2 separate regions of the Homo sapiens genome follow, and region 2 is linked to region 1. Evidence: read pairs that join two places in POLR2A ChIA-PET (ENCODE). Cell type or tissue: PC-9. All regions are shown on one strand. Links, peaks and the distances in the headings refer to the core of each region. The heading gives the core; the rest is flanking DNA.

Evidence for each region. ChIA-PET counts read pairs that join two places held together with the same protein. Peaks named below come from ENCODE experiments on the same cell type or tissue, not always from the same donor. Only the 100,000 strongest peaks of a DNase experiment are listed, where the experiment ranks them.
Region 2: POLR2A ChIA-PET joins it to region 1 with 7 read pairs; 2 of 35 experiments call an interaction of 5 or more read pairs at or near these places.

The regions. Positions count from the first base shown.
Region 1 is chr6:1,002,642-1,008,020 of GRCh38, forward strand. It overlaps LINC01622 (long intergenic non-protein coding RNA 1622), which reads right to left. Exons shown (of 4, transcript NR_027116.2): 2 at 2,757-2,887. Among named protein-coding and RNA genes, the nearest start is that of LINC01622, 96 kb to the right of the region's middle. In PC-9, for the core only: no CTCF peak of the experiment used is centred there; a DNase peak (open chromatin) is centred at 2,780.
Region 2 is chr6:770,376-775,754 of GRCh38, forward strand. No RefSeq gene overlaps it. Among named protein-coding and RNA genes, the nearest start is that of EXOC2, 80 kb to the left of the region's middle. In PC-9, for the core only: no CTCF peak of the experiment used is centred there; no DNase peak of the experiment used is centred there; H3K27me3 peaks cover 570 bases.

The DNA.
Region 1 (5,379 bases), core at 134-5,133:
ATTTTCTTTAAAACAATGCCTCCATGCCAAAAGGGGCAACTAGGAAATTAGAAGCCCCATATGCTATGTATTTACTTTTTTAGAGCATACTCTATCTTGCATACTTTTCTCTTTTACCAGCCAAGACTAACCTACAAAGCACCTTATATTTTTCAAGAGAAAAATAATGTTTTTTAGGAAATTGACTAGGCACAAATTATATCAAAAGCAGTATTTGAGGTGCTATAATTTTTGCCTAGATTTTTTCTTTTTAAAAAACTTTTTAATGTTTTATATTTCAGACTTATGGCTTTTCACTTAGGGTGAAAAATCTCTGTTCATCCTTCATTCAGCTTTCTCAAATATTAACACCCATAACCACAGCCATGATCAAAGTCAGCAAGTTAACAATGATCACACTATTAACTAATCTGTAGACTTCGTTCAAACGTCTCTCTCCCCCACCTCCCTCTCTCTCCCTTTCTCTCTCTGCCTCTTCCTCTCCCTCCCTGTCTTTCTCCCTATCTCTTCCTCTCTCCCTCCCCGCCATCCTTCCCTGTCTTCTCTCCCCCTCTCCCTCCCTCTCTCTCGTTCTGTCTCCCTTCTCGCTCCGTCTCTCCCTGTCTCCCCTCCGTCTCTCTCTCTCTCTCCTCCTCCGCGTTGGTTTTACATGGTCCTGTTGCAGACCTTCTTCCTCAAGAAAGTGAAGGGAACGTGGAGGGGCTGGACTGACTCTCTTCGCTAGTTCTGGCTTCGAAGACTCATAGAAGGACCCTGATGCGTAGATGAACAATGACCTCAGACAAGGTCAACCAGCTCCCGCCAAAGAACAGAGTACCGGGCCCTGGGACCCCTGCACAGGTACGGGCCAGAAAACCAGCGAACCTTCTTCACCTCACAGCAGCTTCCCTGTCAGCGTGGCCTCCCTTCCGGCTCCACAATGGCGGGCCCGGAACAGACCTCCTGACTCCTCCCACTCCGTATCTACTTATCAGGAAGTCGGACCAGCTCTACCCCTAAAACCCACCTCTCTCCACATCCACACGAGCCCGCCACCTCGTCTAGGCCACAGCCTTGCCTGGACTGAGGCAGGGACCTCCTTAGGAGCCTTTCCGGGTTCACTCTTGAGCCGCTACATCCGTTCCCTGACGCAGCTGCCAAGGTGACTTCTGAAGCAAAGCATCTCATCAAAGGGCTTTGCTTTGTGCTGGCCGGAAAGTCCAGCTCCTCCCTGAGGACGACAGACCCCCCGGCGATCAGGACCCTGGCCACTTCTCAGACTTTAGCGCATCCACTCCCAGCACCCCGCAAGACCCTCGCTCGCCCGCCTGCTCACCCACTAAGTCCTGCGGGCTCCCAGCACCCCGCAAGACCCTCGCTCGCCCGCCTGCTCCCGGCACCCCGCAAGACCCTCACTCGCCCGCCTGCTCACCCACTAAGTCCTGCGGAGCTCCTGCTGCTCTTTGCCCTTCTGGCTCCCCTGCCAGGCCCCTCCTGGGTCTTCCTCACTCCCACCCCCACCCCATGTGCAGCCTGTCACTGTTTCCACAGCCCCCTCTGCAGGTATTCACAGCACTATCTCTAATGGGGGTTACCTTGTGCAGTTAATTGTTTGCTTGTTTTCGGTCTTACCACGACTTTAAGATTTGCAATGAAAAAATACAGGAAGAAAGAAAAAGAGAATAGCTAAGGAAGAGAAAGTGAGCCAGGGAGGCTCCAGGTAGGGACTTTATTTCAGAGTTGATTTTAGACATTTAGAATATCTGTGTAACAGTATTTGAAATTCTTTCACACGTTTAAAATAAATTTGAATTAATCAGAAGAAAAATTGGTTCCGTAAGAAAGTACTTCTGCTAGAAATAGCTCTACAGTTTGTAATTCTTATTTGTATTGAAAAACAGAACGAGTTAACTCTTTATATTAAATAGTCATTGTTCAGAAAGGAAAAATGAATTGAAAAGAGCTTTAATAACTTGATTTGCAAATTTGGGAAGAGGGGTGAGTTAGTGGTATCATGTCTCGTAGGGAGGAATTTTATTTATTTTATTTTATTTTTTCAAAACGGAGTCTTGCTCTGTCGCCCAGGCTGGGGTGCAGTGGCATGATCTTGGCTCACTGTAACCTCTGCCTCCTAGGTTCAAGCGATTCTCCTCCCTCAGCCTCCCAAGTAGCTGGGATTACAGGCGTTCGCCACCACGCCCCACTAATTTTAGTATTTTCAGTAGAGATGAGGTTTCGCCATGTTGGCCAGGCTGGAGGAATTTTATTTTAAAAGGTCATTTTAGAAAATAAAAAGCAAAACAAAATTAAAAACTCTGCGTTAGGAACTTCTGTCCTATAAGATACTCATTTTAAATGCAAAAATGTTCATGATGACTAATATCTAACCTATGAAATACTTTCTCACCTCCACAACTTTCATTTCTCTCTCTGTTTTTTCACACACACAGACACATACACACACAGAGACACACACACACACACACACACCCCAGGCACCCCTTGATAAAGATATAAGTGGCCCCTGTTGAGAGATGTGTGCTTCGGCCAAACGCCCAGGTCTCAGTCAGTAAGGAGGTAGCAGGCCCTGGGAACCACACTGAACTCAGGTTTCCTTGCTTGCAGAAGTTATTCAGTGCTTTTCTCCTTCCAGGAAACTGAAGTAACAAATGATTTTTCTGATTTGGGGATGCATGAACATATTTTGTCAAAAAGTGGCCGTATAAGATGGGGATTTTCTTTCCTACGAGATAAAAGCAATTCACATACACACAGACCTGATTCTGAGATGCGTCATCCTTTGAACGTGAATTCCTGTGGTTTTCGGAGTTCGTCCTGGAGAAGGGCTAGGTTGATCTGTCTCCTCAGAGCAGACTGCACAGCCTTCCCGAAGAAAAACATGCAGGGCCTAAAATATGAAAATATGGAAAAATTAAGGTTAAAGTCCACTGGACAGCAAGAGTTCCCCTGTTCCCGGGTATTTTCAAGACTCTCTTAAATGAAGGATTTGGATGTTGGAGTTCCTTCTCTTGCATCTTCCTTCCTTTGTTAAACATGTGCCAGACCCACTCCAGGGAACCAGCTCCCTAGAGAATGGCTGACTCCAGGGCTGAGGCAGGAAAAGTACAGGATCAGCCCCAAAGTAAGGAACTGCTCAAAACATGATGGGGACAAAAGGAAACAAGGACTAGTTTGAAGGAGCTGCCACTGGGCACACATGAGACAAATTGAGCTTGAAAATGGCTCATGAAGGTAGTGGGTGACAACTCACTGGACAAAGAAACCAACCTGTGAGTACAGAATGCTGGCAGAAAACAAGCAAGTGAAGGGGTGGGATCCATGAGAAAGCCTCTCCTTATAGAAGGCCAACTGATAAAGGAGTCAGAAAATGACTGCTTTGAAACCACCATAATAATTGTTGGCCCGGGCAAAGATCGTCGCTGAATATTAATATCATTCAGTGGAATTGTGGGGTGATATTTACAGTTGCCTAGTGCCTGCTCTTAAATTCCTTCCTATCCAAGATAGAAGGTGCCTTTCCAGAAGATAACTCTGGATGACACCACCTTAACCAAGTGATACCCAAACTGAGACGTCAGCAAAACAAAAAGACCCTGAGCACTTCAGAAACGAACTTTCAGCCTCATGGAACAAAGAAAGGCTAAGGACTGCTCCTGATTAAGGAAGTCTAAGGGGACATGACACCTAAATGCGACGCATCACCCTAGATTGGATTTTGTGTTGAGGGGAAAAAGTTGCTTTTAAGGCAATTTTGTAACCATCAACAAAATTTGAATATTCACCACATATTAGATAATAGCATTGTGTCAATGTTAAGTTTTCTAAATTTGATAATTGCACTGTAAATGTGTAGAATATAGAGATGGAGAGAGTTGGCATGGCTAAGTATCAATGGTGGGAGAATAGAGGGGAAGAGCATATAATCATTAACTTGTAATATTCTTGCAACTTTGCTGTAGGTTCTGAATGTTTTCAAAATAAAAAGTTTAATTAAAAATCTTAAGAGAAGTTGAATGAAGAATAATTTCTTTCTGAAATTACGACTATTTCACAGTAATATGTGCTTTTGTAACAATATTTGAAAGGTGATTGAAAAAATGAAAGGTATCTGTTCTTTTGCCACACATACTTAACATTGCAAACATTTAGAATGAATTTAGAAATAAATATATTTATTTGGGATCCCTTGAGGGCAGGAGTTCAAGGCCAGCCTGGGCAACATAGTGAGACACTGTCTCTACTACAAAATAAATTTAAAAATTAGCCAGGCATGGTAGCATGCCCATAGTCCCAGCTACTCAGGAAGCTGAGGCAGGAGGATCACTTGAGCCCGGGAGTTTGAGGCTGCAGTGAGCTGTGACTGTGCCACTGCACTCCAGCCTGGGCGACAGAGCAGCACTCTCCGGAGGAGAATGGTGTGCCAGGTACGTGCCAGGTACCTGTTCGCGGGAGGGTTTCAACCCCTCGGCTCTCCTCCTGTCTGACTCTTCTGTGATCTTCCAAGCACTCTTTCTTGCACATCAGGTGCAAATACCCAGTATGCCTACTCCCAGAGCATGCTGGAGTGTCTTCTGGGAAGCGCAGAAGCAAAGTCAAGTTTGTTGTACAAGCACAGGCCCAGCGTGGCTGTGGCTGTTCATCATTCTCACAGGATAGCGGGATGTTTTAAACTCAGCTGGTGAAGTGAACTCTGAGAATGGTCCTAAGCCATTCACAGCTACCTGTTTGAAGATGGTGAATCAAGGCCAAGTCAAGTGAGATGGGGTGCAGCCTGACAGGCTCCCCCAGCTGGAGGGTGGCTCACAGCAGGGTTCAGGGTCCCCATGTGCATGGCCTGCTCCTCAAAAAGCAATGAAATGCTACGTTAGGGCCATTGTTCAGACTTGAGGCCCCAGAGTTATGCTTCCCTGACTAGAAGAGACGAAAACCTTGCCCTGACGGATGGAGGAATGAAACTGTTGATTATCGTCAGTTGTTTACTTGGTGCCAGAGGAGACATAGGTCAGTTTCATCTATGTTATCTAACAACAGATGTATATAAGAAAAAAGCAGAGAGGGAAGACAGCAATGCAGGCAGTTTGCACACTTGGGATCAGCTTATTTGCTGTCAGCTGGCAAGGAGATCCACGAGGAGCAGGTCAGCTGGGATTCCAGCAGAAGTGCCTCCAGGTGTTGATGGACTTTGCAGAAACCTTGCAATGAGCTTTGGCACACACGTGTCAAGCCATCCCTGTGTCTGCCAGTGTCTGGTCAGCAACTGCACTTCAGTGAGGCCGTCTCTGCCCATTTCCCCCATCGTGCTTTCCAACTATGAGCCTGAGGCTAATGGCAAGACTCCATCCTAGGGACAGGGAGAGTGCCATCGCTGTTCTTCCTAGG
Region 2 (5,379 bases), core at 292-5,291, 230 kb before region 1:
GGGTGGGAGAGGGGTGAGGAATAAAAGACTACACCTTGGGTACAGGGTACACTGCTTGGGTGATTGGTCCACCAAAATCTTAGAAATCACCTCTGAAGAACTTATTCATGTAACCAAACACCATCTGCTCCGTAAAAACCTATTGAAATAAAAAATAAATAAAAATAATAATAAAAAAGTGGTCGCCTACAGCTTTGGCTTCCCCACATTTTGCTTTGTTAAGAAGAGCTCTTCAAACAAGCATAATTTCCTGATCCTCTGATCAGGCAAGGTGATAAAATAAAATGAGTATCAGATTGAGTTGGGAATGCTGGGACTTAGTCTTGAGTCTGCTGCTTCCTGTAATCATCTCTGAGCTTTAGTTTTCTCATTTTAAGATTAGCCTCAAATGAACGGCCTTTATTTGCTTCAGAGCATTATTGTGAAGATTCAGTTAACACCAGTTATAAAATACCACCGCTATCACTCTCTATCCCCCTCACATAACCTGTTAATTCTTATAGTTATTATTGTACCTGACCTTTTACTGGGTTATTCCGATCCTGAGGTACAATGGATGCTCCATGAACACAGAGACTATGTACATTTTGTTAACTTCTTTATTTCAAAAGCACATGGCAGTGCCTGACACAGAGTATGCACTAAATATAATTTAGTTAATGAAGAATGAAAATCTTTCTTTTTTCTCCTTCCTCCCTCCCTCCCTCCTTCCTTCCTTTCTCTCTGTCTCTGTCTCTCTCTCTCTCTCTCTCTCTGTCTCTCTCTGTCTCTCTCTCTCTCTCTCTCTCTCTCACTCACTTACCTTTCTTGGGAGACTTGTTACAGATTGAGAGTTAGGCCCAAAATGCTGGAATCAAGGAAGCCTTCTCATATTTGATTGATGATCTTTGTTTGTTTCTTTCCCATTGTACCTCAGTTATTCCATATTATCTTAAGACAAGATCAGTTGCATTCTCCTAAAATTTTCATTCAAGCTACTTGCTGTAACTATTGCTTTAAATATGTATCTCAGTGTCATGCATTCCTTGGTTATGTACATTTGCTAATATTGATGCCTTATAGAGGAGTGTTTTCCTTATCAGTAGAGAAATGTGTAGAAATTTTTGCTTGAACCTAAGAGAGTCTAAATTTTACAACACAAGTCATAAATAAAGCTACATCTTAGTATTACTATTTTTTAAATTTTATTTTAAGTCGTAGGGTACATATGAAGGATGTACAGGTTTGTTACATAGGTAAATGGTGTGCCATGGTGGTTTTCTGCACCTATCAACCCATCACTTAGGTATTAAGCCCCATGTGCATTACCTCTTTATCCTGATGCTCTTCTTCCCTAACATCCATGACAGGCCCCAGTGTGCATTGTTCCCCTCCCTGTGTCCATGTGTTCTCATTGTTCATCTCCCACTTATAAGTGAGAACATGCTGTGTTTGGTTTTCTGTTCCTGTGTTAGTTTTCTGAGGATAATGACTTCTGGCTCCATCCATGTCCCTGCAAAGGACATTATCTCATTCCTTTTTATGGCTGCATAGTATTCCATGGTGTATATGTACCACATTTTCTTTATCCAGTCTTTTATTAATGGGCATTTGGGTTGATTCTCTGTCTTTGCTACTGTGAATAGTGCTGCAGTGAACATATGCATGCATGTATTTTTATAATGGAATGATTTATAGTCCTTTGGGTATATACCCAGTAATGGATTGCTGGGTCAAATGGTATTTCTGGTTCTAGGTCTTTGAGGAATTGCCACACTGTGTTCCACAATGGTTGAACTAATTTACATTCCCACCAACAGTATAGAAAGTGTTCCTATTTCTCCACAGCCTCACCAGCATCTGTTGTTTCTTGACTTTTTAATAATCACCATTCTGACTGGCATGAGATGGTATCTTATTGTGGCTTTGATTTGCATTTCTCTAATGACAATGGTGTTGAGCTTTTTTTCATATGTCTGTTGGCTACATAAATGTCTTCTCTTGAGAAGTGTCTGTTCATGTCCTTTGCCCACTTTTTAATGGAGTTGTTTGTTTTTTTCTTCTAAATTTGTTTAAGTTCCTTGTAGATTCTGGATATTAGCCCTTTGTCAGGTGGATAGATTGCAAAAATTTTCTCCCATTCTGTAGGTTGTCTATTCAGTCTGATAGTTTCCTTTCCTGTGCAGAAGCTCTTTAGTTTAATTAGATCCCATTTGTCAATTTTTGCTTTTGTTGCAATTGCTTTTGACATTTTCTTCATGAAATCTTTGCCCGTGCCTATGCACTGAATGGTATTGCCTAGATTTTCTTCTAGGGTTTTTATAGTTTTGGGTTTTACATTTAAGTCTTTAATCCATCTTGAGTTAACTTTTGTATAAGGTATAAGGAAGGGGTCCATATTCAATTTTCTGTATATGACTAGCCAGTTCTCCCAGCACCATTTATTAAATAAGGAATCCTTTACCCATTGCTTGTTTTTGTCAGGTTTGTTGAAGATCAGATGGTTGTAGATGTACAGTCTTATTTCTGAGTTTTCTATTCTGTTCCATTAGTCTATGTGTCTGTTTTTGTACTAGTACCATGCTCTTTTGGTTACTGTAGCCTTATAGTATAGTTTGAAGTTGGATAACATGATGCCTCCAGCTTTGTTCTTCTTGCTTAGGATTGTCTTGGCTATATGGGCTCTTTGTTGGCTCCATATGAATTTTAAAATAGTTTTTTCTAATTCTGTGAAGAACGTCATTGGTAGTTTAATGGGAATAGCATGAATCTATACATTACTTTGAGCAGTATGACCATTTTCACAATAATGATTCTTCCTATCCATGAGCATGAGATGTTTTTCCATTTGTTTGTGTCCTGATTTCCTTGAGCAATAGTTTGTAGTCTCCTTGAAGAGGTCCTACACTTCCCTTGTTAGTTGTATTCCTGTGTATTTTGTTCTCTTTGTAGCAATTGTGAATGGGAGTTCATTTATGATTTGGCTCTCTGCTTGTATGTTGTTGATGTATAGGAATGCTTGTGACTTTTGCACACTGATTTTGTATCCTGAGACTTTGCTGAAGTTGGTTATTAGCTTAAGAAGCTTTTGAGGCTGGTCACAGTGGCTCACACCTATAATCCTAGCACTTTGGGAGGCTGGGGCAAGCAGATTGCCTGAGCTCAGGAGTTCGAGACCAGCCTGGGCAACACAATGAAACCATGTCTCTACTGAATTACAAAAAATTATCTGGGCGCGGCAGCATGTGCCTGTAGCCCCAGCTACTCGGGAGGCTGAGGCAGGAGAATTGCTTGAACCCAGGAGGTGGAGGTCGCAGTGAGCCAAGATCGCACTGCTGCACTCCAGCCTTGGCGACAAAGTGAGGCTCCATCTCAAAAAAAAAAAAAAAAAAAAAAAGAAGAAGAAGCTTTTGGGCTGACATGATGAGGTTTTCTAGATATAGGATCATGTCATCTGCAAACAGAGACAATTTGACTTCCTCTCTTCCTATTTGAATACCCTTTATTTCTTTCTCTTATCTGATTGCCCTGGCCAAAACTTCCAATACTGTGTTGAATAGGAGTGGTGAGAGAGGGCATCCTTGTCTTGTGCCGATTTTCAAGGGGAATGCTTCCAGCTTGTGCCCATTCAATAAGATATTGGCTGTGGGTTTGTCATAAATGGCTGTTATTATTTGAGGTATGTTCCTTCAATACCTAGTTTATTGACAGAAAGCTACATCTTAAATAGAATCTTTATAAAAGTACAACTGATGTCCTCTGTTGCCTAAGAAATGATTTAGGATGCTCTGAAATGTACCAACTCTCATAGAAGACAATAGTGCATGTGATAAGGCTGGTAAGAGTCCTAAGGACCATGGCCACTAGGTTCACAAGCCCCTGGAGGAAGACCAGGTCATTTCTGTTGGTGAGGAAGAGGAAAACCACACTGAGAAGGTAGGATTCAAGCTGGGCCTTCAAAGTTGAGCATGGGTATTATGTTTTTAATAGATGAAGGGTGAGAGAATACATTGAAGGCAAGTAACGCTTGTTAGTTCAGCCAGTAATTAGGTCAAAGAATAGAACAACAGGGAGGGGAAAATGAGTCTCACAGGAAAGCCTGACAAGTCAAGAAATGTGGGAGGGAGTCTGGGGACAGCATGGTTAATGGCCTCTTCTGACACAAGTGCACGAAGCTAGCAGAAAGGGTCCTGGGGAAACTGAGGCACATCCTAATTACCTGCCTTGATAGGGACTCCATGCTTCTATGAATGAAGACTGAGCCCACCTGCATTTTTCCTTTTTCGTGCTCTTACAACTCATCTTCAAGCCTGTTTTCTCAAAACCCACTCCCAAGCTAGATGTTATCTCTGCCAAAATTATGAAATTATTTGTGGGAATCTAAAATCAGAATTTCACATTTTAAAAAACTTTTATTTCTAATGAATTGTTTGTATTTGTTTTTGTCTCTTCCTTTGGGCCTTGAAATCATCTTGAACATGGATTCTGTTGCCTGGCAGATGAGCTGTCCCCAACAGCTGGGACTCAGGGGACTTTCCTCCAGGTTAACAGCAGTGGACTTCTCAGCACCCTTTAGGTCGCTGTTGTTTAATCAACTATCAACGTCTCCTTACACTTTAATTCCTCCCTCCTTTGTCAAGTCAAACACTTTGAGGAAATCACACTGCCTGTGTCCTTCTGATCTACAGGTCTCATGGCCCCATCAAAAATTCAATGAACTTGTTTGGTTGGATGCCTCCTTTATTACTTTTAAAATACAACAAAGCTGTCAATAAATTATTCCATCATCGCTTTTCAAGGTATCCATATTAAATGTAGCAGTCTAGAACGCTAAATTCATTGCCTTGACCTTTCTTATATAAAATACGGACATTTGTGTGTCTCCAGTGTTCAGGCATCCCTCTTTCTTTAGTGGAATTCCTCAGATATTACGAAAAGTGGTGATTATATGAAATTTGTCAATTAAAGGTACCAGGTAAAGGATTTTCAGGTGTCCAAGCACACGAATGAGGTTGTGGGCACCTTGCGGTGCGTCTGAGGTTTTGGCTCTCCGTGCCCACATTCCTGCAGTGCGTCTGAGGTTTTGGATCCCCGTGCCCACATTCCTGGGAGCGGCACTCAGTGGCAGCAGTAAGATCCAGGCCACCTCGCGGTCGGTTCCCAGGATGCCCCTCTGCCTGCTCCTGGGGAGATCACGGGAAACGAAGGGCGATTGAAGGCGTCACACCCTGGTAGGAATTTTCCAATATAAATCCAGTAACTGTTTCCATGATGGCCTAAAAAAGAAGAGTCTGGAATCAATTTGTCACTTTTTCTGTGCCTCCCCAACTCTGACTTATTTTTTTGATGGGTCGTTTTTCATTATGTATTGATGGAGGATTTGCCTTTGTAGGGCAGTGC